2 separate regions of the Homo sapiens genome follow, and region 1 is linked to region 2. The links are chromatin loops, found by intact Hi-C in ENCODE. Cell type or tissue: endothelial cell of umbilical vein. All regions are shown on one strand. Each heading gives the region's core, and the rest is flanking DNA. Links, peaks and the distances in the headings are about the cores only. Region 1 has its middle 16 kb from the start of SPINK2. Region 2 holds the start of CRACD (capping protein inhibiting regulator of actin dynamics).

Evidence for each region. Peaks named below come from ENCODE experiments on the same cell type or tissue, not always from the same donor. Only the 100,000 strongest peaks of a DNase experiment are listed, where the experiment ranks them.
Region 1: a loop joins it to region 2, with 4 times the contacts of the local background. A loop is called at or near these places in 2 of 110 quality-filtered maps.

The regions. Positions count from the first base shown.
Region 1 is chr4:56,829,905-56,845,509 of GRCh38, reverse strand. No RefSeq gene overlaps it. Among named protein-coding and RNA genes, the nearest start is that of SPINK2, 16 kb to the right of the region's middle. RefSeq lists enhancers at 1-337, 338-843. In endothelial cell of umbilical vein, for the core only: a CTCF peak has its summit at 8,692 (motif pointing right); a DNase peak (open chromatin) is centred at 8,699.
Region 2 is chr4:56,039,052-56,055,789 of GRCh38, reverse strand. CRACD (capping protein inhibiting regulator of actin dynamics) reads right to left here and starts at 6,692. Exons shown (of 11, transcript NM_001393381.1): 1 at 6,491-6,692. RefSeq lists enhancers at 1-2,367, 6,121-6,796 and a silencer at 6,327-6,966. In endothelial cell of umbilical vein, for the core only: a CTCF peak has its summit at 6,692; DNase peaks (open chromatin) are centred at 5,849 and 6,669; H3K4me3 peaks cover 1,846 bases; H3K27ac peaks cover 795 bases; H3K27me3 peaks cover 289 bases.

The DNA.
Region 1 (15,605 bases), core at 5,294-13,293, 790 kb before region 2:
AATTCCTGGCCTCTGCCCACCTGGGAAAACCTCAAATTGTTTTGTTTTGTTTGTTTAGAGACAGGGTCTCCTTCTGTGGCTCCGGCTGGTGTGCAGTGGCGCAATCATGGCTTATTGCAGCCTGAAACTCACTATCTGTAGAGCCAATCCTGAACCATGCATCATACATCACTGCCTATATAAGCACTTATCCTTGAAGGAAAGAACTGCAATTGTTCTTCCTTTATTTGGGCCCAACTGCTTTAAGAGGGCTCTGAATGCCGAGGGGATGGAGAGGGGCAGAGGACAGAGAAGGCCCCAGAGAGCACAGCAGAGGAGGCATTGGCCCAGGGCTAGAGGCATTGAGCTCCTCTAAAGCCAAGTTGCTAGAGGCATCCCTGAATCTCCAATTGTCTGATTCTGGAAACCTGTAGGCACTTTCAAGCTGGAAGGAAAATGAGCACCTTTATGATGCATCTAAAGCTTGTTTGCTCCCTGGGGGCAGTTCTGTGATGGTCAGGTTTTGAACATTTGCATATGAATGAAAACCAGAAACAATAGTTACATAAACCCCTAGGGGGCTGATTTGGGTTGCAGAATTGGGGGAGGATCGAACTTCAACTCCTCTGGAAATCTGCAGAGCAACTTAATGGACTGCAGAGTCTATTCAGAAGGATGGGCTGGGTGGGGTCTGAATACTTGAATTCTCTTTTATCCTTGTTTAGGCTGAGAGAAGCTAGGGGCGGATGGAGGTTTCTGGAAGGCTTTTGCACCATGGCCCTCACCCTCTTATTTAGGCCCTGCACACTACACTTTACTCTGTAACCCACTCGCTACCACTAAGATAGCAGCCTCTGCCTCCAGTTGACATCAGATGTCGAATTTTTCCAAAGGGCTGGAATTTTTGCCGTTGTCCCTGGTCTGTGACTGCATCGCAATGCCAAATCTCTTTTTTTTTTTTTTTTTAGACAGGGTTTCGCTCTGTCACGCAGGTTGGAGTGCAGTGACACAATCGTGGCTCACTGTAGCCTCAACTTCCCAGAATCAAATGATCCTCCCACCTCTGCCTCCTGAGTACCTGGGACTACAGGCATGCACTAATGCCTGTAGCATGTACATAGTAATGTAGCATGCCTGGCTAATTTCTTTTTCTTTTTCTTTTTTGAGATGGAGTTTTGCTCTTGTCGCCCAGGCTGGAGTGCAATGGCACCGTCTTGGCTTACTGCAAACTCCGCTTCCCGGGTTCAAGCATTTCTCCTGCCAAAGCCTCCCGAGTAGCTGGGATTACAGGCATCCGCCATTATGCCCAACTAATTTTTGTATTTTTAGTAGAGACAGGGTTTCACCATATTGGCCAGGCTGGTCTCAAACTCCTGACCTCAGATGATCCACCTGCCTTGGCCTCCTGAAGTGCTGAGATTACAGGCGTGGGCTGCGCTCGGCCAATTTTTTTTTTTTTTTTTTTAATTTTTTTGTAAAGATGATGTTTTGCTATGTTGCCCAGGCTGGTCTCAAACTCCTGGATTCAAGTGATCCTTCTGCCTTGGCTTCCCAAAATGCTGGGATTACAGGCATGGGCCACCTTGCCCAGTCCTTCAGCACCAAATCTCTAACCTAACCCCATGTTTTATCCCCTTCAATAACCCCATGTGGCCTGTCTCACTCAACATTGCTCTAGAGACCCAGTGTTGTTGCTTCGTACTGCAGGGGGTGCTACTGATAATGTCAGCAGCGGCGATTCCCAGGGGTCAGAAGAACTCCATTCTTGCCTCCTCGGAGGAAATAGTTCAGCCAAGGGGCATAAGGCAGAGTGACAGACTGAGGCAAGCTTTAGAGCAGGAGTTAAAGTTTATTAAAAAGCTTCAGAGCAAGAACAAACGGAAGTAAACTACACTTGGAAGAGGGCCAACCAAGCAACTTGAGAGATCCAAGTGCTCCAACTGACCTTGGCTTGAGGTTTATACATTGGCATGGTTCTGGGGTGTGCATTTCTTCTACCCTGATTCCTCCTTCGGTGTGGGCTGTCCTCGCGCAGTGGCCTGCGGATACTTGGGAGGGGCCGCGTGCGCAGTGTGGTTACTGAAGTTATGCGCATGCTCATTTGAGGCATTCTTCCCTTACCAGTTGAGTGTTCCTGGAGGAAGGTCATATACCAGTTAAACTCTGCCATTTTGCCTCTTAGTGCACACGCTTGAGCCCACTCCCCCAACTCCTGAGATCTTATCGGGAAGCTGTGGATGACCAGCGTCAGGTGTTTTCTATCTGTTGGGAGACTGCCTTTCCCTGGTGCCTGCTGTAACCAATTTTTATTTTATTTTATTTTATTATTTTTTAGATGGAGTCTTGCTCTGTCGCCCAGGCTGGAGTGCAATGGTACAATCTGGGCTCACTGCAACCTTCGTCTACAGGGTTCAAATGATTCTCCTGCCTCAGCCTCCTGAGTAGCTGGGATTACAGGTGCCCGCCATCATGCCTAGCTAATTTTTGTATTTTTGTAGAGATGGGGTTTCACCATGTTGGCCAGGCTGGTCTTGAACTGCTGACCTCAGGTGATCTGCCCACCTCGGCCTACCAAATTGCTGGGATTATAGGCTTGAGCCACAGCTCCTGGCCCAATTATTATTTTAGAGACACAGTTTAACAGCTGCCTGACCATCACCTGACAGTCGTCTGACCATGGCCTGACATTCCTAGGTGGGGGGACTCCTCTCCTGTCCTGCCTACATCTGCCTAACTACCTATTCTAACAGTATGGTGCTGTTTTGGAATTTTAGGTTAAAAATTGAACTCTCCAGTGATGGAGAAATAAAGAATGTTTCAACTCAATTGTGAGGAAAACTGGTTACCAGAAACATGTGTATCTTTCTTGAATTGGGCCTCATGTAGAAAAGATTGTTCATCGTGAACCCCACGCCCATTTTACTGCCGTCTCTCAAAGTTTCACAGAAAAGGCACAAAGCTCCCTCAGTATCAAGACTTTGAAGCTCAAGGATGTGTCCTATTTATTCCTGGAGCTGCCACACTGCAGACATTCAGTAAACATGATGGTCTATTTAGGAGAGGAGAAGCCACCCACATTCTCTGGGTCAATTTCTCCCTCATGCCTTTCCCTTTCTGCATAACTCCATAGCTTCTGGTGTCACACCTGCAAAACCAAACCAAACAAGCTTCCCCATAAGCCATCCCTGCCCCACTGTCTTTCTCTCATTTGCCCCTGCCATCCACCTTAGCTACTGTTCTTTCTCTTTCTAGAAAAAGAGATTAGCTCTACTTCCCCTATTCACTCCCTACACCCCAACATCACAAAATCTTTCAGCTTCTATTATTCACAGAAACCACATTTACTACATTGATCAGTAGCCTTTTCTTTTCTTTCTTTTTTTTTTTTTTGTAGTTGCCTCTTAATTGAGAAACCAGCAGGGCCCCTTACCATCACTTAGCTTGTATTGCTTTTGACTATTTTGCCTTGAAATGCTTCTATAGGCCGGGTGCGTTGGCTCACGTCTGTAATCCCAGCACTTTGGGAGGCCGAGCGGGACGATTCACTTGAGGTCAGGAATTCGAGATCGGCCTGGCCAAAATGGCGAAACCCTGTCTCTACTAAAAATACAAAATTTAGCTGGACTTGGTGGCACACGCCTGTAATCCCAGCTACTCAGAGGCGGAGGCAGGAGAATCACTTCAACCTGGGAGGTGGAGGCTGCAGTGGGCCAAGATCGCACCACTGCACTACAGCCTGGGCGACAAAGTGAGACTCCAGCTCAAAAAAAAAAAAAAAAAAAAAAGACAGAAAGAAAGAAATGCTTCTATAGTATCTTTTCTGACAACACGCTGTCCTGGTTCTCCAAGGACATTTTCAGGCCAAGTCCCCTGTCACCCTCAGGCTCCTTCAGAGCCTCCTTTTATTCCCCTCCTACCCCAATAACATAGGCGTTACTAAGGGTCCTAGTAAATTAAACTAAGTTTGGCCAGAGGCTGCCTCCATACCTTGAGTTCCTACTGAAAGAACTGCAACCTAACTTCAGCAGGTAAACTGAGAGCCTAATATAGAAGTTTTGTTTAATAACAAATAGCTGAGTGTCAGCCAAGCACAGCAGCTGAGCTTCAGTCAGTCACAGGCTACCAACTGATCAGACCATGTCTCAATACTGAGCTGTAACCAATCAAGCTGTTACAGAGTGGAGCTCTTGAAGCTCTGCTTGTTCCCAGAGCCACCCGATTCAGGAACTGTTCTTTAGGCTGGGCATGGTGACTCACATCGGTAATCTCAGCACTTTGGGAGGCTTAGGCAGGAGGATGGCTTGAGGCCAGGAGTTCGAGATCAGCCTGGGCAACACAGCAACAGCCTGTCTCTATGAAAATAAATAAATAGCCGGTGCGGTGGCTCACGCCTGTAATCCCAGCACTTTGGGAGGCCAAGGGGGGTGGATCATCTGAGGTCGGGAGTTCGAGATCAGCCTGACCAACATGGGGAAACCCTATCTCTACTAAAAGTACAAAATTAGCCAGGTGTGGTGGCGCATGCCTGTAATCCCAGTTACTCAGGAGGCTGAGGCAGGAGAATCGTCTGAACCCGGGAGGCAGAGGTTGCAGTGAGCCAAGATTAGGCCATTGCACTCCAGCCTGGGCAACAAGAGCAAAACTATGTTTCCAAAAAAAAAAGAAAGAAAGAAAAGAAAAGAAATAAATGAATAAAAGCTAGGCATCATGGCATGTGTCATGTGGTTCTAGCTACTCAGGAGGGTCCCTTGAGCCCAGAAGTTTGAGGCTGTGGTGAGCTATGATTGAGCCACTGCACTCCAGCCTGCGCAACAGAGACCAGTCTCTAAAAATATATATATATTTTTAAGGAATCATTCTTTGTTCAATTACCCTCTGTTAAATTTAATTTGTCTAGAATTTTTCTTTTAACAGTTCTAATGTTGCTCCTCTCCCCTCCCTCCCCTTGCCAGAACTTTGCTCCTCAAAGTGTGATCCACCTTGGCCAGCAGCACTGTCCTCACTGAGAGCCTTATAGAAATGCAGAATCTTAGGCCCTACCTCAGGCTTTCTGCATCAGAATCTGCATTTTTGCTTTTTTTTTTTTTTTTTTTTTTTGCGACAGAGTCCAGCTCTGTTATCCAGGCTAGAGTTCAGTGGTGCAATCTTGGCTCACTGCAACCTCCGCCTCCTGGGTTCAATTGATTCTTCTGCCTCAGCCCCCTGAGCAGCTGGGATTACAAGTGCTCACCACCATGCCCAGCTAATTTTTGTAGTTTTAGTAGAGACGGGGTTTCACCATGTTGGCCAGGATGGTCTCAAACTCCTGACTTCAAGTGATCCACCCGCCTAGGCCTCCCAAAGTGCTGGGATTACAGGCGTGAGCCACCACGCCTGGGTTTTTTTTTGTTTGTTTGTTTGTTTTTTTTAGAGACATGGTTTTGCCATGTTGCTCAGGCTGGTCTTGAACTCCCAAGCTCAAGTGATCTGCCTGCTTCAGCCTCCCAAAGTGCTAGGACTACAGGCATGTGCTACCATGTCCAGCTATTTAAAAATACATATTTTTTATAGAGATGGGGGTCTCACTATGTTGCCCAGGCTGGTCTTAAAGTCCTTCCACCTTGGCCTCCCAAAACACTGGGATTACAGGCATGAGCCACCGCGCCTGGCCCAAGTTATAATAACTTTTTAAAAAATTGCTTACTGGTTGAGAACATATGCCCTAGAATTAAACTTCCTGGATTCCAGTTCTGGCTATGCTTTTCACTAGTTGGTGACCTTGAATATCTTGCTTAACTCCTCTTGGTTTCTTGATCTATAAAATGGGAATAATAATTATACATACTTCATACCTTTTTGGTTTTGGTTTTGTTTTTTGAGACGGTCTCATTCCCGTCACCCAGCCTGGATGCAGTGGCGCGATCATGGCTCGCTGCAGCCTCAAATTCCCGGGTTCGGGTGATCCTCAGCCTCCAGAGTAGCTGGGACCACAGACAGGTGCTACCACGCCCAGCTAATTTCTTGTCTTTTTAGTAGAGATGAGGTTTTTTTTTTTTTTTTGAGACAGTCTCGCTCTGTCACCCAGGCTGGAGTGCAGTGGCACGATCTCAGCTCACTGCAAGCTCCACCTCCCGAGTTGACGCCGTTCTCCTGCCTCAGCCTCCCGAGTAGCTGGGACTACAGGTGCCTGCCACCACACCCAGCTAATTTTTTTGTATTTTTAGTAGAGACGGGGTTTCACCATGTTAGCCAGGATGGTCTCGATCTCCTGACGTCGTGATCCGCCCGCCTTGGCCTCCCAAAGTGCTGGGATTACAGGCGTGAGCCACCGCACCCAGCCAGAGATGAGGTTTTGCCACATTGGCCAGGCTGGTCTTGAACTTCTGACCTCAAGTGATCCGCCCACCTCTGCTTTCCAAAGTGCTCGGATTATAGGCATGAGCCACCTTGCCTGGTTCAGGTTTTGTGAAGATTAAATTAGCTGATACCTATAAACAAACTGCTTAGGAGAATGTCTGACACATTTTGTGATGTTGGTTATAACTTATGTTAACGATACATGCCTTGTAGGATCCCCTACTTTGACCCTGATGCTCCCACTTTACTAGCTGCTGGACTTTCAACATTCTTCTTAAAATTCTCTAAGTCTTGGCTTCTTATCTGTAAGTGGGAATAATAAACCAGATAATACTTACCATATTAGATTGTAATGGAGAATAAATTAGATCATTCATGTACAGTGCTTATAATAAGTGCTTGATAATATGAAGCGTTAATTTTTTTTTTTTTTTTTTTTGAGATGGAGTCTTGCTCTGTCTCCCAGGCTGGAGTGCAGTGGCATGATCTCGGCTCACTGCAGCCTCTGCCTCCCAGGTTCCAGCAATTCTCTGCTTTAGCTTCCTGAGTAGCTGGGATCACAGGCATGTGTCACCACGCCCAGCTAACTTTTTGTATTTTTACTAGAGATGGGGTTTCACCATGTTGGCCAGGCTGGTCTTGAACTCCTGACCTCAAGTGATCTGCTTGCCTGGGCCTCCCAAAGTGCTGAGATTACAGGGGTGAGCCACCCCACTCAGTCAAAAAAAGTTTTTTTGTAAGATAGGGTCTTGCTACGTTGCCCAGGCTAATGTTCTTCCTGGGTTCAAGTGATCCTCCTGCCTCAACCTCCTGAGTAGCTAGACTACAGACACTCCACCCAGCTAATTAAAAAAAAAAATTTTTTTTTTGTAGAAACAGGGTCATGCTATATTGCCCACGCTGGTCTCAAACTCCTGGCCTCAAGCATCCTCCTGCCTTGGCCTCGTAAAATGCTGGGATTACAAGTATAAGTCACCACGCCTGGCCTAATACGAAGGTTTTTTTTTTTTTGAGACAGAGTCCTGCTCTGTCACCCAGGCTGGAACGCAGTGTCGTGTTCTCAGCCCACTGCAACCTCCGCCTCCCAGGTCCAAGCAATTCTCCTGCCTCAGCCTCCTGAGTAGCTGGGATTACAAGCACCTGACATGATGCTCAGTTAATTTCTTTTTTTTTTTTTTTTTTTGAGATGGAGTCTCGCTCTTATTGCCCAGGCTGGAGTGCAATGGCACGATCTTGGGTCACCGCAACCTCCATCTCCTGGGTTCAAGCGATTCTCCTGCCTCAGCCTCCCAAGTAGCTGGGATTACAGGCATGCACCACCATGCCCGGCTAATTTTTGTATTTTTAGTAGGGATGGGGTTTTCTCCATGTTGGTCAGGCTAGTCTTGAACTCCCGACCTCAAGTGATCCACCTGCCTCAGCCTCCCAAAGTGCTGGGATTACAAGTGTGAGCCACTGCGCCTGGCCCAATTTTTGTATTTTTAATAGAGATGGGGTTTTGCCATGTTGGCCAGGCTGGTCTTGAACTCCTGACATCAAGTGATCTGCCCGCCTCAGCCTCCCAAAGAGCTGGGATTACAGGAGTGAGCCACCATGCCCGGCCTTATTTATTTAATTATTTTGAGATGGAGTCTCGCTCTTTCGCCCAGGCTGGAGTGCAGTGGCACAATTTTGACTCACTGCAACCTCCACCTTCCCAGGTTCAAGCCATTCTCCCACCTCAGCCTCCAGAGTAGCTGAGGCTTGCGCCTCCACAGGTTTGCGCCACCACACCTGGCTAATTTTTATATTTTTAGTAGAGAAGCAGTTTCACCATGTTGGCCAGGCCGGTCTTGAATTCCTGAGGTCAAGTGATCTGCCTGCCTCAGCCTCCCAAATTGCTGCGATTACAGGCGCGAGCCACCGCGCCCGGCCTGAAAGTTTTTTTATTTTTATTTTTTTATTATTATTATTTTTTGAGACAGAGTTTCGATCTTATTGCCCAGGCTGCAGTGCAATGGCACGATCTCGGCTCACCGCAATCTCCACCTTCCGGGTTCAAGCGATTCTCCTGCCTCAGCCTCCCGAGTAGCTGGGACTACAGGCATATGCCACCACGCCCGGGTAATTTTGTGTTTTTAGTAGAGACAGGGTATCGCCATGTTGATCAGGCTGGTCTCGAATTCCCCTCCCAAAGTGCTGGGATTACAGGCGTGAGCCACTGTGCCCTGCCTTAAATTTTTTAATAAGTTAAAACAAACTGAATAACAATGTCTATTTCACAGGTTACTGTGGAGATAAAATGAGAGTACTTTGAAAACTTTAATTTGAAAGCTTTACCACTAAATGATGCACTAGTTATGTCAATCCATTTCCACTAGATGGCAGTAGACATCGCCAAAACCAGCTTAGCTCTACTAGCTGCTGGAGAACGTACATTTTTAGGAAATGACTTAACTGGTCTTGTTTTTGTGACTATATTGAAATGTGGTTGGAGTTTTTGTATGATTTCAAATGCATGAACTACCTGCTTGAGCTTAGAAATATTTTTGTTTGATGTGGATTGTGAAAAATGATTATTCTTAGTATAGAGCCTGTTCCATACCCCTCTCCCTCAGTTTCCATCTTCATCTTTGGATGTGCACATCTTTGTTTTTTATTTTTGCTTTTGAGACAGAGTCTTACTCTGTTGCCCAGGCTGGAGTGCAATGGCGTGATCTCGGCTTACTGCAACCTCTGCCTCCTGGATTCAATCGATTCTCCTGCCTCCACCTCCTGAGTAGCTGGGACTACAGGTTTGTACTAATATGCCTGGTTAACTTTTTGTATTTTTAGTAGAAACAGGATTTCACTATATTGGCCAGGCTGGTCTCAAACTCCTGGACTCAAGTGATCTGCCCGCCTCGGCCTCTCAAAGTGCTGGGATTACAGGCATGAGCTAATGTGCCTGGCCCCATCTTCATTTTTGGATGTGCACATCTTTGGAAGTGCTTTAACCCTACCCCCTTTTTACTCAAAGTATGGTCCAAAGACAAGCAGCAGCAGCTTAACCTGGGAGCTTGTAGACAGGTGGAATTCTGGGCCTCGCCCTAGACTCACTGAATCTGAGTGATTCATATGGACATCAAAGTTTGAGAAGAACTGCTTTAGCCACATGGAGTCTCTTGGAATTCTCTAAAGGAGTCACGCTCGCCTTTGCACATGCTGATCTTCCCAAGTCAGAAATACCCCTTTCTCTATCTGCTAGGCAAGCTAGCCTCTTATTTACCCTTCTTATTTAACTAATCATCAGGGAACCGGCAAAAGAAGAAAGATAGGGGAGACTGGTAAATATATAGTCAGTGGGAAAAAGAATGCTGGGATAAGACTGCAATATGAAATATAACACTGCTTAATATTCACAGAGCAATGAAATGGCAACCTTTGGAGATATCTTTTCTTTCTTTCTTTTTTTAAACAAGAGTCTCGCTTCTTCGTTCATGCTGGAGTGCAATGGCGCGCTCTTGGCTCACTGCAATCTCCACCTCCTGGATTCAAGCAATTCTCCTGCCTCAGTCTCCCCAGTAGCTGGGATTACAGGCATGTGCCACCAAGCCTGGCTAATTTTTGTATTTTTAGTAGAGACTGGGTTTCACCCTGCTGGCCAGGCTGGTCTCAAACTCCTGAAGTGATCCACCTCAAGTGATCTACCCGCCTCGGCCTACCAAAGTGCTGGGATTACAGGCGTGAGACACCGCACCTGGCCTGGAGATATCTTTTCTACCCAACAAAATCATTTGCCACTTATTTTCCATAAGCTAACATCTAACTTTACAGACTCCGGACCCTATCAATGGTAAATAAATGAAATGAAATGACTTCCTCTACAATCAGACAACTTCCATGCCGGCCTTTTAGACAGTACTCTAGTATGACTTTGAAAGGACATATTTGGGCCGGGCGCGGTGGCTCACGCCTGTAATTCCAGCACTTTGGGAGGCCGAGGCGAGCGGATCACAAGGTCGAGAGATCGAGACCATCCTGACCAACATGGTGAAACCCTATCTCTAATAAAAATACAAAAAATTAGCTGGGCGTGGTGGTATGTGCCTGTAGTTCCAGCTACTCAGGAGGCTGAGGCAGGAGAATTGCTTGAAACCACCGGAAGGCGGAGGTTGCAGTGAGCCAAGATCATGTCACTGCACTCCAGCCTGTGCAACAAGAGCGAAACTCTGTCTCAAAAAAAAAAAAAAAGGACATATTTGGAGGACACATTAGGATAATTTTTCTTTTTTTTTTTTTTGAGATGGAGTCTGTCTCTGTCACCCAGGCTGGAGTGCAGTAACGTGATCTTGGCTCACTGCAACTTCTGCCTTCCGGTGGTTTCAAGCAATTCTCCTGCCTCAGCCTCCCGAGTAGCTGGGACTACAGGTGCCCACCACCACGCCCGGCTAATTTTTTTGTATTTTTAGTAGAGATGGGGTTTCACTGTGTTAGCCAGAATAGTCTCGATCTCCTGACCTCATGATCCACCCACGTTGACCTCCCTAAGTGCTGGGATTACAGGCTTGAGCCACTGCGCCTGGCCGGATAATTTTTCTTAAATGTTTAAACTTGGTGCCAGAGGCAATATGGAGCATACATGTTGGGTTGCCAACTTGATCCACAATTGAATTTGAATTATGTTAGCTTCAGGGGTAAAGTTTCTATCTACATCACAGAGCTGAATGGTAAGGAAAACCATATTGAATTAGGCTTGTCTTTTAATTTTTTGTAGAGATGGGACTCTCACAATGTTGCCCAGGTTAGTCTCAAATCCTGGCCTCAAGCGATCCTCCCATCTCCGCCTCCCAAAGTGCTGGGATTAGAACACCCAGCCAAATTCTATGTTTTGACCACTGTATTTTCCTAGCTGTTTTCCAGCTAATCAGAAGCACATACAAGTCAAAAATACCCAGAACACATAATTTCACAATACCTTGTAGAAAGCAGGGCAAGAACGGTTATATTAACATGTAATTCTAAGTCATATAATTGTTTTGTTTATGGTGAGCATATTTTGTAAAATAATTGGGATGCCTACTGCCTACTCTGACAAAAGTTGTTTTAATTTTTCTCATAGAAACTTGGGAATCTTTTAGTTGAAAGTTTCACAAATGTCTAAACATTAAATTACATTATGTTTAAATTGCCCTTCATTGTAGAATATAATAAAATTACCTATTCTTTTTTTTTTTTTTTTTTTTTTTTTTTGAGAAGGAGTTTCGCTCTTGTTGCCCATGCTGGAGTGCAATAATGGCCAGATCTCAGCTCATTGCAATCTCTGCCTCCTCCCAGGTTCAAGCAATTCTCCCGCCTTAGCCTCCTGAGTAGCTGGGATTACAGGCATGCGCCACCACGCCCGGCTAATTTTGTATTTTTTTTTTAGTAGAGATGGGATTTCTCCATGTTAGTCAGGCTGGTCTCAAACTTCTGACCTCAGGTGATCCTAACTGCCTACGGCCTCCCAAAGTGCTGGGATTACAGGCCTGAGCCACCGCACCCGGCTAAAATTACCTATTCTCAATACTTAGACTTAAGGCCACTACGATTTACTAGATCAGCATTAATTACTCAGGTTCATTTAAATCATGATGATGTTAAAGAAGGAAAAGAGAATCTGTATGCTCAGAATATTTTGAATTATATACCTTTATGGCCGGGCACACTGGCTCATGCCTATAATTCCAGCCCTTTGGGAGGCCAAGGAAGGGGAATCACTTGAGGTCAAGCCAACATGGTGAAACCTCATCTTTACTAAAAATACAAAAATTAGCCAGGTGTGGTGGCACAGGCCTATAGTCTCACCTATTCGGGAGGCGGAGGCATGATGAGAATTGCTTGAACCCGGGAAGTGGAGGTTGCAGTGAGCCGAGATTGTGCCACTGCACTCCAGCCTGGGGAACAGAGCGAGACTCCATATCAAAACAACAACAACAACAACAAAACCCAAAAAAACGAAGGCCGGGCGCGGTGGCTCACGCCTGTAATCCCAGCACATTGGGAGGCCAACACAGGTGGATCATGAGGTCAAGAGATCGAGACCATCCTGGCCAACATGGTAAAATCCCATCTCTACTAAAAATACAAAAATTAGCTGGGCATGGTGGTGTGCACCTGTAGTCCCAGCTACTTGGGAGGCTGAGGCAGGAGAATAACTTGAACCCGAAAGGCAGAGATTGCAGTTAGCCAAGATCACACCACTTCACTCCAGCCTGTGGACAGAGCGAGACTCTGTCTCAAAAAAAAAAAGAAAAAAAGAATTATGTCCCTTTACTATTCAGATTCTATAGATACTTTTCAGAGCTTCACTTTTATTAAGCTTTATATTTTGAGATGATGGTAGACTTGCACGTAGTTGTTAGAAAATAGCATAGTAATATCTTGCGTAACTATAATGTAGAAAACCGGAAACTGACAATACAGTCTACTAACTTTAATTAGATTTCACCAATTTTACCAATGTTCATTTGTGTGTGTTTGTGTGTATATTTAATTCTATGCAATTGTATCCGCATTTGAAGATTCCTGTGACCACCAACCCAGTGAAGATACAGAACAGAATTTAAAAAACCCAGAGTTTGCTTAATTTTTCCTTTTTTTTTTTTTTTTTAAATAAAGGGCTGGTCTTGGTAGCTCACACCTCTAATCCCAGCACTTTGGGAGGCTGAAGCGGGTGGATCACCTGAGGTCAGTAATTCGAGACCAGCCTGGCCAACATGGCAAAACCCTGTCTCTACTGAAAATACAAAAATTAGCCTGGCCTGGTGGCACACGCCTGTAATCCCGCCTACTTGGGAGGCTGAGGCAGGAGAATCACTTGAACCCAGGAGGCGGAGGTTGCAGTGAGATGAGATTGCACAACTGCACTCCAGCCTAGGTCACAGAGAGAGACTCCATCTCAAAAATAAAAATAAGAAACAGCCACCGCGTCTGGCCTGCTTTGATCAATTGATAGATTTTTTTTTTTTTTTTTTTTTTTTTTGAGATGGAGTCTCACTCTGTCACTCAGGCTGGAGTGCTGTGGCACAATGTTGGCTCACTGCAACCTCTGTCTCCTGGGTGCAAGCGATTATCCTGCCTCAGCTTCCCGAGTAGCTGAGACTGCAGGCATGTACCACCACACTTGGCTAATTTTTGTATTTTTAGTAGAGATGGGGGTTTCACCATGTTGGTCAGGATAGTCTCGAACTCCTGACCTCAAGTGATCCACCTGACTTGGTCTCCCAAAGTGCTAGGATCACAGGCATGAGCCCCCACCCCTGGCCCCAAGTTTTCTTTTCTGTGGGATAAATGCCCAATAATGCAATTACTGAGTCACATGGTATTTGTATGCTTAGATTTTTTTTTTTTTTTTTTTTTTGAGGCAGAATCTCGCTCCGTTGCCCAGGCTGGAGTGCAATGGCGCAATCTCGGCTCACCACAACCTCTGCCTCGCAGGTTCAAGGGATTCTCCCTGCCTCAGCCTTCTGAGTAGCTGGGATTACAGGCACCCGCCACCAAGACCAGCTAATTTTTGTATTTTTAGCAGAGATGGAGTTTTGTCATGTTGGCCAGGCTGGTCTCGAAGTCCGACCTCAGGTGATCCACCTGCCTCAGCCTCTCAAAGTATGGGGATTACAGGCGTGGGCCACTGCGCCCAGCCACTTAGATTGTTAAGAAGCTGCCAAACTCTATTCCAGAGCACCCGTACTATTTTATTTTATTTATTTTTTGAGATGCAGTCTTGCTCTGTCGCCCAGGCTGGAGCGCAGTGGCTCGATCTCGGCTCAATGGAACCTCCACCTCCTGGTTTCAAGCGATTCTCCTGCCTCAGCCTCCTGAGTAGCTGAGATTACAGGCGCATGCCACCACGCCCGTCTAATTTTGTTTTTCTATTTTTAGTAGAGACAGGATTTCGCCATGTTGGCCAGGCTGGTCTCGAACTCCTGACCTCAGGTGATCTGCCCACTTCGGCCCCTGAAAGTGCTGGGATTACAGGCATGAGCCACCGCGCCCAGCCTATTTATTTATTTATATTTTTGATATGGAGTCTCATTCTGTCTCCCAGGCTGGAGTACGGTGGTGCGATCTCAGTTCACAGCAACTTCCGCCTCCTGGGTTCAAGTGATTCTCCTATCTCAGCCTCCTGAGTAGCTAGGATTACAGGTGCACGCCATCATGCCCAGCTAATTTTTGTATTTTTAGTAGAGATGGGGTTTTACCGTGTTGACCAAGCTGGTCTTGTACTTCTGACCTCAAATGATTCACCCTCCTCAGCCTCCCAAAGTGCTGGGATTACAGGCGTGAGCCACTGTGCTCAGCCAGAGTAGGTGTACTATTTCACATTTCCATGAACAATGAGTAATCCACTTTTTCCACATCCTTGCCAGCATTTGATGTTACCACTGTTTTTTATTTTAGTCATTCTGACAGGTGTGTAGTGTTATTGCAGTTTTTATTTTGCATTGCCCTAATGGCTTACAATGTTATGTTCATTTGCCACCTGTATATCCTCTCCAGTGAAATGTCTATTCATATCTTTTTGCCCACTTTCTAATCATATTTTTTTTTTTTTTTACTCTTGGGTTTTAAGATCTCTTTATATATTCTAGACAAAATATGTTCCCTGGTCTACAATTTCTTTCTTTTCTTTCTCTCTCTCTCTCTCTTTTTTTTTTTTTTTTTGTTTGAGATGGTGTCTTGCTGTTGCCCAGGCTGGAGTGCAGTGGTGCTATGTCGGCTTACTGCAATCTCTATCTCACCGGTCGGTTCAAGTGATTCTTGTGCCTCAGACTTCTGCCTTTTTGTTTGTTTGTTTTTAGAGATGGAGTGTCCCTGTGTTGCCCAGGCTGGAGTGCAGTGGCTATTCACAGGTGAGATCATTAAGCACTGCAGCCTCAAAATTTTTTTTTTTTTTAGATGGAGTTTCGCTCTTGTTGCCCAGGCTGGAGTGCAATGACATGATCTCGGCTCACTGCAACCTCCGTCTCCCAGGTTCAAGTGATTCTCCTGCCTCAGCCTCCCGAGTAGCTGAGACTACAGAGATGTGCCACCATGCCCGGCTAATTTTGTATTTTCAGTAGAGACGAGGTTTCTCCATGTTGGTCAGGCTGGTCTCGAACTCCTGACCTCAGGTGATCCGCCCACCTCAGCCTCCCAAAGTGCTGGGATTACAGGCATGAGCCACTGCACCCGGCCTACACTACAGCCTCAAACTTCTGAGCTCAAGTGATCCTTCTGCCTCAGCCTCCCAGGTAGCTGACATCACAGGTGCTTGCCACTGAGGCTTGCTACTTTTCATCTTCCATTTT
Region 2 (16,738 bases), core at 3,002-11,001:
AACTGGTCTTCCCAAGAATTGAACCTGTGACCCTGACCTCATTAACTCTAGAAGACAGTTAACCCATCACAAACTTGCATGGCCAGGTGCATCGTAAATAAAGCAGGAAAGCCCACTGCCTCTGTCACAGTGACACTCTGGTGGAGAGAAAGTCATTCTAAATGTATTAAAAACTTTTCAAAATGAAGAAAAATCCTGACTGCAATCATTTAGGGCAGCCTGGAATTCACCAGCAGTGTCTTAACAGCCCTGCTGGATCTGTCACAATCTTCCCTAAGAACATGAGCTGTGGCCCCCACCCGAGACCATAAATGGTATTGGCAATGGGGTTTGGAGTAATGTTTCCTCTTTCACAAATGGTGATCTTGGGACTATGGCCTCTCCTTTTTATTTCTCCCAAGTGAGGAAACAGCCCATTGTTAACAAGGGGTTAACAATTATATACAAGAATTTTCGCTGATTATTCCTTGAATCCGGCTTATCCTAGATTTAAATAATAATCAAGTTTTCAGACAACCTGTTTCCCGCTCCCTGTCTCCTTATCTTCCTTCTTGCCAGCCAATCCCTCCCCAGGTGAGTGGGGTGAGGCCAGTGAGCCTCCAGATAAGATCGTTCTTACCTTCCCTGGTAAAAACAAAATGCCTTTTTAGCAACTTGTCCTTCCTTTTTCTAATTCCTCTTAGCAGCTGCTACCTGCTCTTAAACTCTATTCTAACAACCGTTTCTAGTGGGCTAAATTTACTTCTGATTTAAATATTTTTTAAAGTGTTTCAGGGATGCAGCTTCTGTGTCTTTTCCTCAATTCATATTGAATACAGTACCAGTTTCAAAAGCAAGTTTTTCGACATTTCTTCTCAATCCCCTAAGTACGCCACTTGAAAAACACTGGAAACATCTGAAAGACCTGGTGAAGACTTTAAAAATCTGACTGAAATATTTATGTTTCCATTTCTGACATTTTAAATGGTATCACTTTTTCACATATAAAAGCTTTTACATATGGTTGTTCTATTTGGCTTCTTAAATATGTCTGATAACATGTGACTATAAGGCTGACAACATGTGACTATAAAAACATCTCTTCAGGGTTGTTACTCAGTTTTTTTATTTCCACAAAGTTACTTAATATGTATTTCTTTACTTTAGAGAAGAGTTTATAATCTGGTACTTCTCATATATGTGTGAAAATCATACATCTATGTAAACCTAAAATATGCATATGCATCTGCCTTAAAGCCACCAGAATAAATTAATATCTAAATTGATTTCGTTCTTATCTCTATGAATTTTCACATCAGGATAAAAAGGAGCCACTGAGTGGCGGCTCACGCTTGTAATCCCAGCACTTTGGGAGGCTGAGGCAAGGCAGGTAGATCACTTGAGCCCAAGAGTTCATGACCAGCCTAGGAAACAGAGAGAGACCACATCTCTACAAAAAATAATTAACCAGATGTGGTGGCATGCGCCTATGGTCCCAGCTATTCAGGAGGCTGAGCTAGGAGGATCACTTGAGCCCAGGAGGTAGAGGCTGCAGTGAGCCATGGTTACATCACTGCACTCCAGCCTGGGTGACAGAGCAAGACCCTAGAAATACATAAATAAAAACATAAATGAATAAAAGAATAAACAGGACACAAAATGTAAAGGTAGCCAAGTTTTGTATCTGCCTGAACATACAAATTACAATGACCACCCAATAAGTGGGCCATGTCCTGATGCTCACAAAAACTGTAACAATCCACTAAGGGTCAAGTAGTAGACAGAATTAATAAATACGCATAAAACACAGGCTTGCTGCAACTTTACACAATTTCATTAGCTGCAAAGTATATTTTGAGGGCCAGCCTAAGGATGAAATCTGATGTTCAAAAATAAATGCAATTATATCTATATTTGTTTACATCAAATCTTAATTTAAAAAGACTGATGAACAGAAATATATGGCTACTCAAACCACATAAATAAACCATGAAACTACTGTTCTTTGTCTAACATATCATCATGATCTACACAAATTCAGATTTTTAAATTGTCAGCTTTGAAAACACTAACCTTAATTCAACAAATAAACTGTTTAAATATATGGTTAAAAGTTTAAAGCCTCATGCACACAGGAGTATCCAAAGCTATAATGCAAGAGCAGTGGCATATTTATACATTTTTAGGCACCTGGTAATCATGTTATTTATGAGTTACACTCCTACATATAATAGCAATAATGCAAACCAGACACCATAGGTGTTTTAATGTAGAAGATATAAATGTAAAAAAAAAGTGAAATTTGCCTTTATTATATAAAAGCATCTATTTGTGTATTCTAAGTATTATTTATAAAATATATTTCCTGAAAAACGCCTTAATTCTTCCTGACAATGTGTTTCAAAGAGGGAAGTCCTAGAAATATCAAAATATTAAAATTAAAATACTGCTACAAATACACATAGGAAACGTGTAAAGAACTGAAAAACCAAAAAACAAAAAACGCTAATAGGATACTTGGTGGTGGTTTCTTAAAGTACTTTACAAAGTAAATACTTTTAGCACCTTGTGATTTTAAGACCAATCAATACACTATGAAGTACTCTTTTGTAGCTTGTAAGGCTTCATTTTGTGCCTTAACAAAAGCCGACATTCATTCGTAATGAAGTCTTTTTATAGTTACACAGCTATTTCATGTCTCTTAGGAAGATATATTAAACCTTTGGATGCTCAATAAAAATGACCAATTAATTGACTCTATCACAAAAACCTGAGAAGCTCTTACAAAATATTTACATCAAAGACCAGCTAAAGCCAGAAAGAATTACGTTATGCTTCCTTAACTTCCCTAAGTTGAAAACTGACTTGAAATGAGTCATTTCAAAGGAAACTACAAAAGATGTACCACAATGGGTAAATTCTCAATATCGACATTCAAATTTATGTTAAGGAAGAAATGAAACATCTTCAGAAATCACTATGAGGGAACATCAGAAAACCATGGGGGTTAAGAGGGCAGACAGGCTTTGGGATCAGAGAGAACTCAGTTTGAATCTTTGCTTCATCCCTCTCTAAATTTAGGACCTTGGGCAAGTTAATAAAAAGCTCTCTGAGTCTTAATTTCAATTATCAAATGTAAACACAAGGCCTACTTACAGGGCTGTTGTGAGAACTAAATTAGATAACATATATAAATAGACTACTTAGCACACAGTAACGTGACCATGAGAAATATTCAATAAATGATGGTAATTCCCAAGAAATGTTTAAGAACTTATTTTTAAATGTAATTTAGTATTCAAACTCCAATTGATGTTGTAAACCATTTGAAGAAAAGAAATAAAGATTCAACAACAGCTTTCTTAAATGCACTTAACCTGATTATCCTTAGCATTAGTGCTTTTCAAAGCGTAGTTCCTGACCCATTAATGGGATGTGAAATCATTTAGCGATCTCAACCAACATTTTTTAAATAAAATAGAATAAAAAATATAAGAATGCATTGCACATTCAAAGTCTAAGCATTACTTCATGAATTTTTTAATTACAGATATTTACAATGTATCTGTATACTGGGTGGCAAAGTAAAATGCATCTCTTACTGTGCAAAAATAAAAGTTTAGGCTGGGCGCAGTGGTTCATGCCTGTAATCCTAGTATTTTGGGAGGCCAAGGCAGGAGGATTGCTTGAGACCAGCCTGGGCAACACAGTGAGACCTCACCTCTTTAAAAAAATAAAAATAAAATAAAAAATTAAAAAGTTTAAAAGCCATTGCTTTACATTAAAATAATGAAAATAAAAATTAGCTGACACTGAGTGCTTAGTTTGTACTAAACATTGTGCTATGCCCACATTATTTTATTTGATCCTCACAAAAATGTTCTAAATAGGATTACTTCCCCCATTTTACAGATGAGGAAACTGAGGCTTAGATTAAATCACCTGCCAAGGATGCAGAGCTAGTAGCCAGTAAAGCCAATGCTCAAATTCAATCACCTGCCTCGAGAACTTGTGTATTTAACCACTCCCCTAAGTACTAGGTTGTAAAATATACCTTTTCTTTATGTAAAAGTTATCCAAAAGGTAGACTTTTTCATGGGGTCTAATTCCAGCGTGATTTTCTGGGGGTACAGTGTATCTTGGAGAAGGTTGTGTGATTCAGGGGAGAAAGCTCTGGGCGTGAGATCCAGCTTCTGTCCCTGGCATTGTTGCTTTAGTGGCAAGGAGCTGGCAAGTCATTTAATCTCGCCATGTCTGGATTTCCTCACCTACAAAACGGGAATGATAATATCTGCCCTGCCTCCCCACAGGCCATTGTGAGAAACTATATGCACATACAACAAGTGAAATGTTCTATTGTGCCACTCAGTTACAGGAGATGATTTAAAATGATGAAAAAAACCACCCAAGAGACCCCATTCTTGGAAGAAACACACATCAACTATGACTGAAAAAGGAGGTCACCAAGCTTTCATCAACTGTATGTGGAAAACCTCTACACAGTTGTTGGCACACAGTAGGCCTTCAGTAAATGTTCGTTGAATAAAAAGTAAACAAATTCCATCTGTACACGTTTTATCCACTTGTATTTTTTTCACCTATTCATTCTTTCTTTCCATGACTACATACTGAACACCTACTGTGTGCCAGATCAGAAATACAGACCACAAAAAAAGACTAAAAGATTGTCCCTTTCCCTGGAGAATTTCAAATTAATGCCAATTAATTGGTCTGAAATTGGGTAAGAGAAAAACTGTAAAACACAGCTTCCTCATCTAGCGATAATAATAACTTACATTTATTATAGTGCTTTGTAGTTTATGAAGAACTATGAACTATTACCAAGAGCTAGCTTTTGTTTCTCACACCAATTGCCTATTGTCAAGTTGGTGTTAGCTTCCTCCTCCAAATTCAGTGGTCGGTAAGTACTGCTAAGTCTTTAGAGTGAAAGTTTCTCAATGTGTTAGAGATGACTGTAAAATTAAGCTTTTGAATACAATGCATTTTAAATAATCAACAGTGGAAAGGGCGATCCAGTAACATGATTTTTTCCCTGCCCACTTCTGAGTTGAAGTGATCTGTAATGCAACCATATTATATTTTTCAAAATGTTTCTTTTTCAAAGCTGCCTTTGAAATTTTTTTTCATATAGGCAATTTTCTCTTGAATATACTGAACAAGGATTCCCTTTTCCCAAAGGATAAAGGAGACAGTAGTGAAGGAGTCTTCTCTTTGTTGACTTTTTAAAAATTACTCAAAACTGACTGTTTTATTCAGATTCCTGAGTCACAAACAATGCCAAAGAACTGTGAGCCATTTTTTATATAATTCCACAATTACTATAGGTGATTTTTAAAGGAAACATTGATTTAACTCACAACTTAATGAATCAAAAATTTGCCACAGGATATTTACTAAGAATCTTTTTCTAAAACTGCCTTATCCTTTGTATTCTAACCACTCCCTCTCCACCACCACCACTTACCACCCCCAATACACACACACACACACACACACACACACACACACACACACACTCCCTCACCTACACCAGATCAGTTTCCCAGCCATTATTCCTAAAACCATATTAAAATTTCACAACACATGGTCGTACTTACTAGGTTTTCTTCCCCCTCCCCCTCCACTGAATCAATGTGTCTTGAAATATATATTCTCTTAAAATTCAGAATTCAGAAAATGATTACGATGTCTCTAACTCAAGAACACATATTATAAAATTCAAAGTCGGCTTCTGTTTACTGATAATCATGAAAAAAAAAAAGCCATACCCCACCCACCGTATCCGTAGGGTTAGGAGGTCCAATCTCGCCACTACAGAGCTCTGCAAGAAAGGACGGTTATAGTGCCAGGAAAACCATCGCAACAAGCCCCGGGCGAAGATAAAGAAAACAGATTTTACACCACGGGCAGCGCGCAGTCTCCTGGCCCCGGCCCTTGGTAAACAGGGGAAACCTTTGTCTTGCCTCAGCTATCAAACTGGTGGCTCATCAGAATTGGGGCAACAAGAGTTTGTGCGAAACGGTCTGGCAGAGGTTAAACAAAGCAATGCAGCTCCGGGGGCGGTGGGGAGAGGGCTGAGCCCGGACGGCGTCCGCGATCCCGGACGGTGAGGTCTGGTTCTGGCCCTTGCCGCGGTCGGGACCGAGCCAGGGACCTGGGGACAGGATGGCGAGGCGCGGGAAGAGGAGAAGGCAGGCGAGGTCCCATATTCTCCGCAAGTTCCCGGGGTGCAGCCCGGCGGCAGGTTCCCCTGCGGGGATCCAAAGCGCGCAAGCCGCGCGCAGGTTCCTCCGGGAGGGTCCGCGCCTCCCACATGGGGACACCGCCCCGAAGCCCACCGCCCGCCGCGCCGAGCCCACGCCCCCGGGGCCAGGTCCCCTGGAGTCCCGGGGCGCTGCGGGGGCCCGGCCCGGAGGGGCGCGAGTGGAGGAGAGAAGCCCGCCCCTGTCCCCATTGTCTGGCTCCGGCCGCGGGCCGAGCAGGCGCTCACCTGAGGTCCCCGCCTGGCGCTCCGGCTGGCAGAGCGGCTGGCCGGCGACCGGCGGTCCCGGGCGGGCGGCGGACTCGGCGGCACTGCGCGCGGCAGCCTCCGCATCAGCAGCCGCCGCGGCAGCAGCACCAGCAGCGCACCCGCCTCTCAGTCGGCCGTGGCCTCCATTGCTCTCCCCACTGCCGCCACCGCGCGGCACTGCGCGCCCGGCCCCGCGCGGCGTGGTCACATGCTCCGCCGGCGCCTCGGGCGCTCGGACCCGCGCCGCCGCCCCGCCCGGCTTCGCCCAGGGACAGCTGAGCGTGAGGCGCCGGCTTCCTTCTCGCGCCCTCCGGGAGTGGCGCACACCAGATGGCTCCCCTCCCCAGGGGTGCCCAGAAACCAGGAGCGGGCCCCAAGGAGGGGCGTGGGGTTGACCAGTGCCCTCCCGGCTTCTGCAAAGCCTGACTCGAGGGAGTGCTGAACTCGTGGGGTCTGAGGTTACAGTGGTGGGCTCACAGCGAGGCTCATCCTGCGTGTGGCGAGAACATTGGACCATCAGTCACCACCCCACAGGTTGCAAATTCGGTCCCTGTTACCCGCAGCAGTCTCTCTAATAGGAGATACCGGGAGCCCAGGAGAAGTTTCGCCCTGCAGAGTCCCAACCACAATAAATGGCACTGGGACTCCTGAGAGTTGAGTAAGTTGGAAAATGCCACCTAGAAATAGAAAGGCTAGAAATTGCATTGCTGAGTCCCTGTACATCCGAACGGAGTGACATTGACAATGTGCATTATTGTCCCCAGCCATAATGAAATTAAATATTGATTTTGATGCTTTAAGGAAAATGACTTCTCCTTTTGTGGGCTAACGAAGAAAACAAGACTTTTCCTTCATACTTTTTGTTGTGACTATGCCAGTGCAACTACTGGAAATCAGTTTCTGGTGATCTTTTTAGTTTACTATGTATGCAAGGATGCTAAAAATAATTGAATATCATTATTAAACAGGAAATTTTAAAGCAAAATGACTAGACAAAAGATGCAAAATACGAAAGATAGCCCTAAATTATACCCAGTATTGAGCCAGATGTCCCAAATGCCAAAAATAGGACTAGTAATTTCTTTTCTTTTTTTTTTTTTTTTTTTTTTGAGACGGAGTTTCTTGTTGCCCAGGCTGGAGTGCAGTGGCGCGATCTCAGCTCACTGCAACCTCCAACTCCCGGGTTCAGGCGATTTTCTTGCCACAGTCTCCCTCTGAGTAGCTGGGATTACAGGCGCCCGCCACCACACCCAGCTAATTTTTGTTTTTATTTTTAGTAGAGACGAGGTTTCACCTTATTGGCCAAGGACTAGTAATTTCACTGCATGACTTAAAGGAGCAACCTTGAGACTGGGAGAATCTAGTGCATGTTACCTTATCCAACTGGTTTATTCTAGATAAACATTTAAGTTAAATATCAGTATAATATATGGCTTTGTATTTTCGTGAATATAGATACTTAGTTCAGTGTGCACATATCCTAAACTATGTCTGCTTTATTCCAAATTAGAATAATGCAGAGTTTTAGAAAGGGTTGAGCAAATTTCTTTTGATTTGAGTTTAGTAGCGTTAGAAGTTCCCAGAAGCCGGCCGGGCGCGGTGGCTCATGCCTGTAATCCCAGCACTTTGGGAGGCCGAGGCAGGCGGATCACCTGAGATCGGGAGTTCAAGAACAGCCTGGCCAACTTGGCGAAACCCCGTCTCTACTAAAAATACAAAAATTAGCCAGGCGTAGTGGCGCATCCCTGTAATCCCAGCTACTCGGGAAGCTGAGGCAGGAGAATCGCTTGAACCCGGGACGCGGAGGTTGCAGTGAGCTGAGATTGCGCCATTGCACTCCAGCCTGGACAACAAGAGAGAAACTCCATCTCAAAAAAAAAAAAAAAAAGAAGTTCCCAGAAGCCAAAAATCAAATCTATGCAGAACATATAGCTGAGATCTTGTTCTTGATATATATTATAGTCTTGCCAACTACATGAAAACACAAACAAATGTCCATATAAAAATTCAAATGTTCATAAGTCAAACGTAGGTCTACTATCTTTTCACTTTGTAGGACAAGGCACCCCAATTCATATACACCCAAAAAATATCGCCGGAGTTCTGGAGAAATGATGCTCATATTGGACCATTCTAACAACTAGACTTAGTGTCTCATGGGCCTCAGAAATCGGAATCCATCAGGCACCACTTTTGACAGGTGCTGTTTTTTTCCCTCACTTTTCAAATACATTGGTTCATAGCAACTATATCCAGGGCTATAACAAGATTGCATGGCACCCTAACCCCAAGTATCAGTCTACTATTCCACGTTTTCGATAGCTAACTGCCTACCAGTGGAAACATTTTTCAGAGGCCATAATACAAAAAAAAAAAAAAAAAAAAAAAAAAAAAGATGCAGAACATCTAGAATTTTTTTTAACACTTAACCATTTAACTGCTGTGTGAGAGGTTATAGAAAATATGTGGGAAATAAATTTCGTAGTTAGACCAGTAGTTTCAGCTGTAGGGATACTTGCACTGTAGGAGACATTTGGCAGTGTCTTGGGCACATTTTTGGTGGTCTACACTGGGGATGGCAGGTGCTGCTACTGGGCATCTACTGGGTAGAAGCCAGAGATGCTGCTAAGAATCTTACAATGCTCAGAACAGCCCCCACAACCAAGAATTATCCAGCCCCAAATGACAATAGTGCTAAGGTTAAGAAACGCTGAGTTAGACCAAGGATTTCCAAAGCCTCTCCATTCTATAATCCACCATGTCTGTGTATCATCCCTTTCCATGACTTTCTGTCCCTCAGCATGAGTCCACTGGATAATTCAATTAACTTCAGATATTTCCTTAAATTTGTAAAATGGGAATAACTGTTCTAGTTCCCATATCTTTTAAATTACCATTATTATTGTGTCTGAAAATTAAGTAATGGAAAAATATAATCGGCAAATACTAACAGAAGAAAACATGGAGACAACTGCAAATCTACATGCAAAATAATCAATTTGGACCCCTATCTCTCTATATAGTTAACTCAAATGGATCATAGATCTAAAGGTAAGAGCTAAAACTATAAAACTCTTAGAAGAAAACAAAGGCATAAATCATGTCCTTAGGTTAGACAATGATTTCTAAGATATGACATCAAAAACACAAGCAATGCAAGAGAAAAATAAACAATATCAAAATTTATAACTTTTATGTTACACATGATATCATCAAGTGAGTGAAACTATGATGCAAGGAATTGGACAATACATTTACAAATCATACAATGTATCTAACAAGGGACTTGTATACAGAATACATAAAGTACTCATAACACTCAATAATAAAAAGACAACCCAATTTTATGATGGGCAAAGGATTTGAATGGACATTTCTCCAATGAAAATACACAAATGACCAATGAGCAAATGAAAAGATGCTTAACATCATTAACCATTGGGGAACTGCAAATCAAAATCACACCTAGGGTGGCCATAATAAAAAAGACAGATAATCACAAGGGTTGGTGAGGACATACAGAAATTGGAAACTTCATATATTCTGATGGTAGAATAACCAATGACCCAGCAATTCTACTCCTAGAAAAATACCCGAGAGAAATGAAAACATATCCACACAAAAACGTATACATGAGTGTTTATAACAGCATTATTTAGAATGGCCAAAAGTGGTAACAACTCAAATGTCCATCAACTGATGAATGTATTAAACAAAATGTGGATATCCATACAGTGGAATATTATTTTGCAATAGAAAGGAATGAAGTACTGATAGATATATGCTACATGTATGAACCTTGCATGCAACATGGATGAACCTTGAAAACATTATTCTAAGTGAAAGAAACCAGACTCAAAAGACCACATGTGATATGATTTCATTTGTATCAATGTCCAGACAGTCAAATTTATGGAGATAGCAGTAGATTATGATTGTAGGGAGGAGGAGTTGGGGGAAAATGGAGAGTGACTGTTAATGGATATGGTGGGTATAGGGTTTCTTTTTTTTTTTTTTTTTGAGATGCAGTCTTGCTCTGTCATCCAGGTTGGAGTGCAGTTGTGTCATCTTGGCTCATTACAACCTCTGCCTCCTGGGCTCAAGTGATCCTCCCACCTCAGCCTCCAAGTATCTGGGACTGCAGGCACATGCCACCACACCCAGCTAATTTTTTAATTTTTTTGTAGAGATGGGGTTTCTCTGTGTTGCCCAGGCTTGTCTTGAAATCCTGGTCTCAAGTGATCCACCCGCCTCGGCCTCCCAAAGTGCTGGGACTACAGGCGTGTGCCACTGCGCCCTGCCAGTGTGGGGTTTCTTTTGGTGATGATGAAAATGTTCTAAAATTGCAATAACAGCTGCACAATTCTGTAAATATACTGAGTCATCCAATCATGTAATTTAAGTGGGTGAATTTTATGGCATGTAAATTATATCTCAACAAAGTTGTTACAAAATAGATGACAGCATAAGTTGCAATATTAGTGTCTGATAAAAGAGATTTCAGGGTAAAAAGTATAAGTGCTAAAAGGTGCAAGCCAACAAAAAATATGTAACAGTCCTGAAATGTATGTATCTAACAACAGAACTTTTAAATTACTGACAGAGTGAAGAATAAATGAATAAAAATAAAATTCTTGCTTTAATTAAAATTCCTTAAACGGTGAACAGTAAAATAAAATTATTGCTTTAATTAAAATTCCTTAAATAGTAAAAAAAAGTTAATAAAATTCTTGCTTTAATAAACTACAGATAGTTCCCAACTTAGGATGATTTGGCTTATGTTGTTTCAACTTTATGATGCTATGAAACCATTCTGTTTTTCACTTTCAGTATAGTATTCAATAAACTTCATGAGATAGCCAACACTTTATTATAAAATGGGTTTGTGTTAGATGATTTTGTCCAACTCATATGAGTGTTCTGAGGATGTTTAAGGTAGGCTACACTAAGCTATATTGTTTAGTAGGCTAAAGGTATTAAATGCATTTTCAACTTAGGGATATTTTCAACTTACAATGGGTGTACCAGGACATAATCCCATCATAAGTCAAGAAACATACTATATTTAAGGCAAAAACTGAAATAAAAGGAAAAGCAAACAACTCTGCCCTCACCATGAGAGGAATTTTAATTTTTCTTGGAATTAACTTATCAAGTAGACAAAGATAGTTATCCAGAGAATTCACAAACTTGATATCTTTTAGCTCTGTAGTCCCAGCTACTCCAGAGACTGAGGGGGGAGGATCCCATGAGCCCAGGAGTTTGAGGCTGCAGTGAGCTATGATCACACTTCAGCCTGGGCAACCAAGCGGGATCCTGTCTCCAAAAAAAAAAAAAAACAAAAAACAAAAAACAAAACGAAAAGATAAGAAGTGCATACCCAACAAACAAAAAATATGCATTTTGCACAAAAGTTTTTGGAATGATCACAAAAGTTAAGCAAGTTTTAAGCCAAAACATAACAAATTTCAAAAAGCAAAATCCATACAGGCCACATTCCTTAATCGAAATTCAATAAATTAGAAATTTGTAACAAAATCCTATCTACTTAAAAACTTTAAAACTTCCTTTTAAATAAATAACTTTTTTTGTTAAAAATAGGGTGAATATACTTTCCAGTTCACCTAGGAGAGCCTGAGTTAGCACTTATTTTCCTGACATAACACATATACTGTCATGCACTGCAAAATGACATTTTAGCCAATGAAGAACTGTATATAAAACAGTGGTCCCATAAGATTACAATACTGTATTTTTACTGTGTCTTTTCTATGTTTAGATACACAAATACCATTATATTATAATTGCCTACAGTATTCTGTACAGTAATATGCTGTATAGGTTTGTAACCTAGGAGCAATAGGCTATACCATATACCTACCCTAGGTGTGTAGTAGGCACCACCTAGGTTTGTGTAAGTACACTCTGTGATGGTCACACATGATGAAATCTCCTAATGGCAAATTTCTCAGAACAACACGTTTCCTGTAGGTAAGTGATGCAAAACTGTATTTTGCTCTCCAAAGTGTCCCAATTTGGATGATAAGTTACACGGTGACCCCAATAAAGAATTATCCAGAACTGAAGTTGGAATCTACTTAGAAAGTAATGTCAAAAACTAATGACCAAAAAAATCCTGTGGGAGTACAGTCCAAGAGGTTCTCAGAGGAAATTTTGTAGCCTTTAATGCATAAATTAGAAAACAAGATTAAAAATAAACTGAACATATAACTCAAGAATGTGAACAAATGAAAAAGAAAGCAGAAGTAAGGAAGGAATGAAAGCAGAAGTTAATGAAATAGAAAACAAATCAAACAGTAGATTTTACCAACAAAATTAAAAGTTGATTCTTAGGAAAAAACAAAACAAAAAACATGGCCAGGTGCAGTGGCTCATGCCTGTAATCCCAACACTTTGGGAGGTTGAGGAGGGAGGATTGCTTGAGCCCAGGAGTTTGAGGCCAGTCTGGGCAACATAGTGAGACCCTGTCTCTACCAAAAATTAAAAAAAAAATAGCCAAGTGTGGCGGCACACACCTGTAGTCCCAGCTACTGGGGAGGCTGAGGTGGGAGGATCACTTGAGCCCCGAAGTTCAAGGCTGCAGGAACTATAATCAAGCCACTGCACTCCAGTCTGGGCAATAGCAAGACCAAAAAAGAAAGAAAGAGGGAAAGGGGGAGGAAGGGAGGGAGGGAGGAGGAGGAGGGGAAAGAAAGAGAGAGAGAGAGAGAGAGAGAGAAAGGGAAGAAAGGAGAGAAGGAAGGAAGGGAGGGAGGGATGGAAGAAGAAAGGAAGGAAGGAGGGAGGGAGGGAAGGAAGGAAGGAGGGAGGGAGGGAAGGAAGGAAGGAGGGAAAGGAGGGAGGGAAGGAAAGAAAGAGAGAAAGAAAAAGAAAGGAAGAAAAGGAACGAAGAAAGGAAAGAAAGAAAAGGAAAGGAAGGGAAGAAAGGTGACTTATTTCTGATCTATCAGTCAAGAGATACAAGAAATAACTCACAAGAAAAAGACAACTAAGGTATGGATGACCTTTTAAAAAGGTAGATAAGATAGAAGATTTTCCAAAAAAAAATTAATTACCAGGCTGACTTAAGGAGGGGGAGAACATCTAATTTGTAGAAGAAATTGAAAAGGTAGTCAGATAGTTTCCTCTAAAAAAGACACCTACCCAGGTGATTTTATGAGCCAGTTCCATGTAATGCAAAGAATTCCAGAATATGGGAAGAGAAGGTTTTACCATTTGTTCTTGGAAGCCAGGATACTATGACATCAAAGCCAGACCATGCTGCTTGCACTCAACGGGAAACTGTAGGTCAGTCCCACTTCTGAGCATAGATTTTAAAATCTCAGTAAAGTACTAGAAAATAAAAACCAGTAGTGCATTAAAAATAATATTATAGTTCAGGCAATGGATAGTGGTGATAGTTGTATAATATTGTGAATGTACTCAATGCCACAGAATAGTCACTTAAAAATTGTTAAAATGGTAAATTTCATGTATATTTTACCAAAATAAAAAATTTAACATTTTGGGTGGAAAATTTCTTTGCTAATCCTCTTGTTTCTGCATATCTTTTGAGCAAAGGCTCTGGCAGTTTTTCCTAGACTGTCTTTTCCAGGATATTTGTACAGCAAACAGTTTTAGGAAAAAGAGATAATGTCATCCCCAAGCAGGGAGAAGGTTTGTTTGCTGTCTCCTCCCAGGGTAAAGTTGGGGCAGGTTTGCCTGCAGCCCCTTGTAGAAAGAAGGCTGAGTTTTCCTAAGTTCCAGTTCTTTAGCTTGTGATGTAAACTCATTACATGGGCAGCATTCATCTAGGCTGACTTGTATTGTCCCTGTGGGATCTGGGGACATGAGGAACTGGTGCAAAACTCATGCTACCTGCTGTGCAGTAGCAAGGAACTTTGTCTCTGACGCAGAAATCTTGTGTCTTCTGCTAGCATTCAGGAAACTGTGCATTCAGGAAACTACCTTGCTAGTTTGCAAGCAGGGTAGAATCTCAGATAGTTCTTTACCATTTGGGCAACAAGGATAGGCTGCTGACAGAGCACTTGCTACTGAGAAGAGAAAGGATAAGGTCAGGGGATGTGGGAAGATTGTGCAGGATCTGGTAGTGAGTGCTATTGCCCAAGCGTTGGGTGAGGGGGAAGAAATAGGAATCCCCGACTGTCCTACCTGTTAATGAATATTTAGAGGTTGAGCAATGAGAGGAAGGATTGAAACAAGCTGCCTCATGGTGCTGTCCTCCTCAGACAGGGTAAGGAGGGGATGTTATCATGACAATGGGTGGCAAGCCCTGTGGCTCCAGTCAAAAGACAATATGGCTGTGTCAAGGGGTTTCCAAAGTGGAAATAAATGGTGACAACAGTAAGGATATGAAATTTGGGGTTTGTTTGGTTGAGTCTGGACCATTAACCATTGCCAGCCACTTGAAATTAAAAGTAAACACAAGCTGGACATGGTGGCTCACACCTGTAATCCAAACACTTTGAGAGGCCGAGGTGAGTGGATCCCTTGAGCCCTGGAATTCGAGACCATCCTGGGCAACAGGGCAAAACCCCATCTCTTCAAATAATAATAATAATAATAATAATACACAAATTAGCTGGGTGTGGTAGCATGCATCTGTAGCCCCAACTACTTGGGAGCCCGAGATGGGACGATCGCTTGAGCCTGGGAGGTTGGGGTTGCAGTGAGCCAAGATCACACCACTCACTGCATTCCAGCCTGGGAGACAGAGTGAGACCTTGTCTCAAAAAAAAAGTAAACACAAAGCTTTGCTTACCAGGGAGGAGCTACCTTCTCCCACTGCGCCAGAAAATCTCTCCCTCCTTCTCATTCCTGAGTTTAGGAAAGTCCTGCTACTTTAAGGAACCAAATGATTGGGTCTATGTCTCCCTGTACCCAAGGAGGGCATACACACCGTATGAATATACTGAGGTACTTCAAGGAGGGGAGAGACTCACATTTCTCTGGCTCTTTTGGATTCAGGCAACCAAGTTGCCATCCTACCGTGTCCAGTGGTACTCAGATTTAACTCATGGGATGTGGGTAGGGTTTGAGGTGGGGTAAGGGAGCTAATGTGACCTTATGGGGAGGACCTTTTGGATTAATTCATTGTACTGTTGTTGCTTGTACATCTGAACATATAGTAGGAATTGATGTGTTATATTTCACATCCCGTAAGTGCCAGAGAGGGTTTCCCGAGCAGGGAAGAGATAAAGCAGAGATGTGCTAGTGAGACAAACTCCCTGCCATTTGTAGCCAGCATGTGATCATGAGTGCCTCTACCCTCTGATTTAAATTTTTTTCCATATAGATGATGTCCTGTTGGTTGGCAAGTCAGAAGCCTCAGTCTCAGGCCAGGTGCAGCTCACACCTGTAATCCCAGCACTTTGGGAGCCTGAGGTGGGAGAATCACTTGAGGCCAGGAGTTTGAGACCAGCCTGGGCAACATAACGAGACCTCATCTCAATAAAAATATGTAAAAAATTAACCAGGCATGGTGGTATGAGCCTGTAGTCTTAGCTACTCAGGAGGCTGAAGCGGGAGGATTGCTTAAGCTCAGGAGTTCGAGGCTGCACTGAGCTATGATTGGGCTCCAACGTGTGCAACAGAGTGAGACCCTCTTTTTTTGAGACAGAGTATTGCTTTGTTGCACACAGTGGAGTGCAATGACAGAGTCTTGGCTCACTGCAACCTCCACTCCTAGGTTCAAGCAATTCTTGTGCCTCAGTCTCCCGAGCAGCTGGGACCACAGGCGCACACCACCATGCCTGGCTAATTTTTGTATTTTTTAGTAGAGACAGGGTTTTACCATTTTGGTCAGGCTGGTCTCGAACCCTTGATCTCAAGTGATCTGCCCTCCCTGGCCTTTCAAAGTGCTGGGATTACAGGAGTGAGCCACTGTGCCCAGCTAAGACCCTGTCTCTTAAAAAAATAAAATAAAATAAGCCTGTCTCAGTGCCCCTGGCTGGGGTGTTGCCATACCTACACCAGCAGAAGTGGCTGGTAAACCCCAACAATATTCAGAGGGTTGCTTGCCTAGTTAAGTTTCTTGGGATAATGTAGGCAGAATCATGATGCCTCTGACACCCAGGTAACAGTATTGGGGAGACCTTTATCTCTGGGCCCCCAACACCAAAAAGGAGGCTGAGCTCCCTATTGGACTTTGTTGGAGACAGTATGTGTCTCACTTGGGCATTCTATTTGGTCCTTTATATGAGCTAA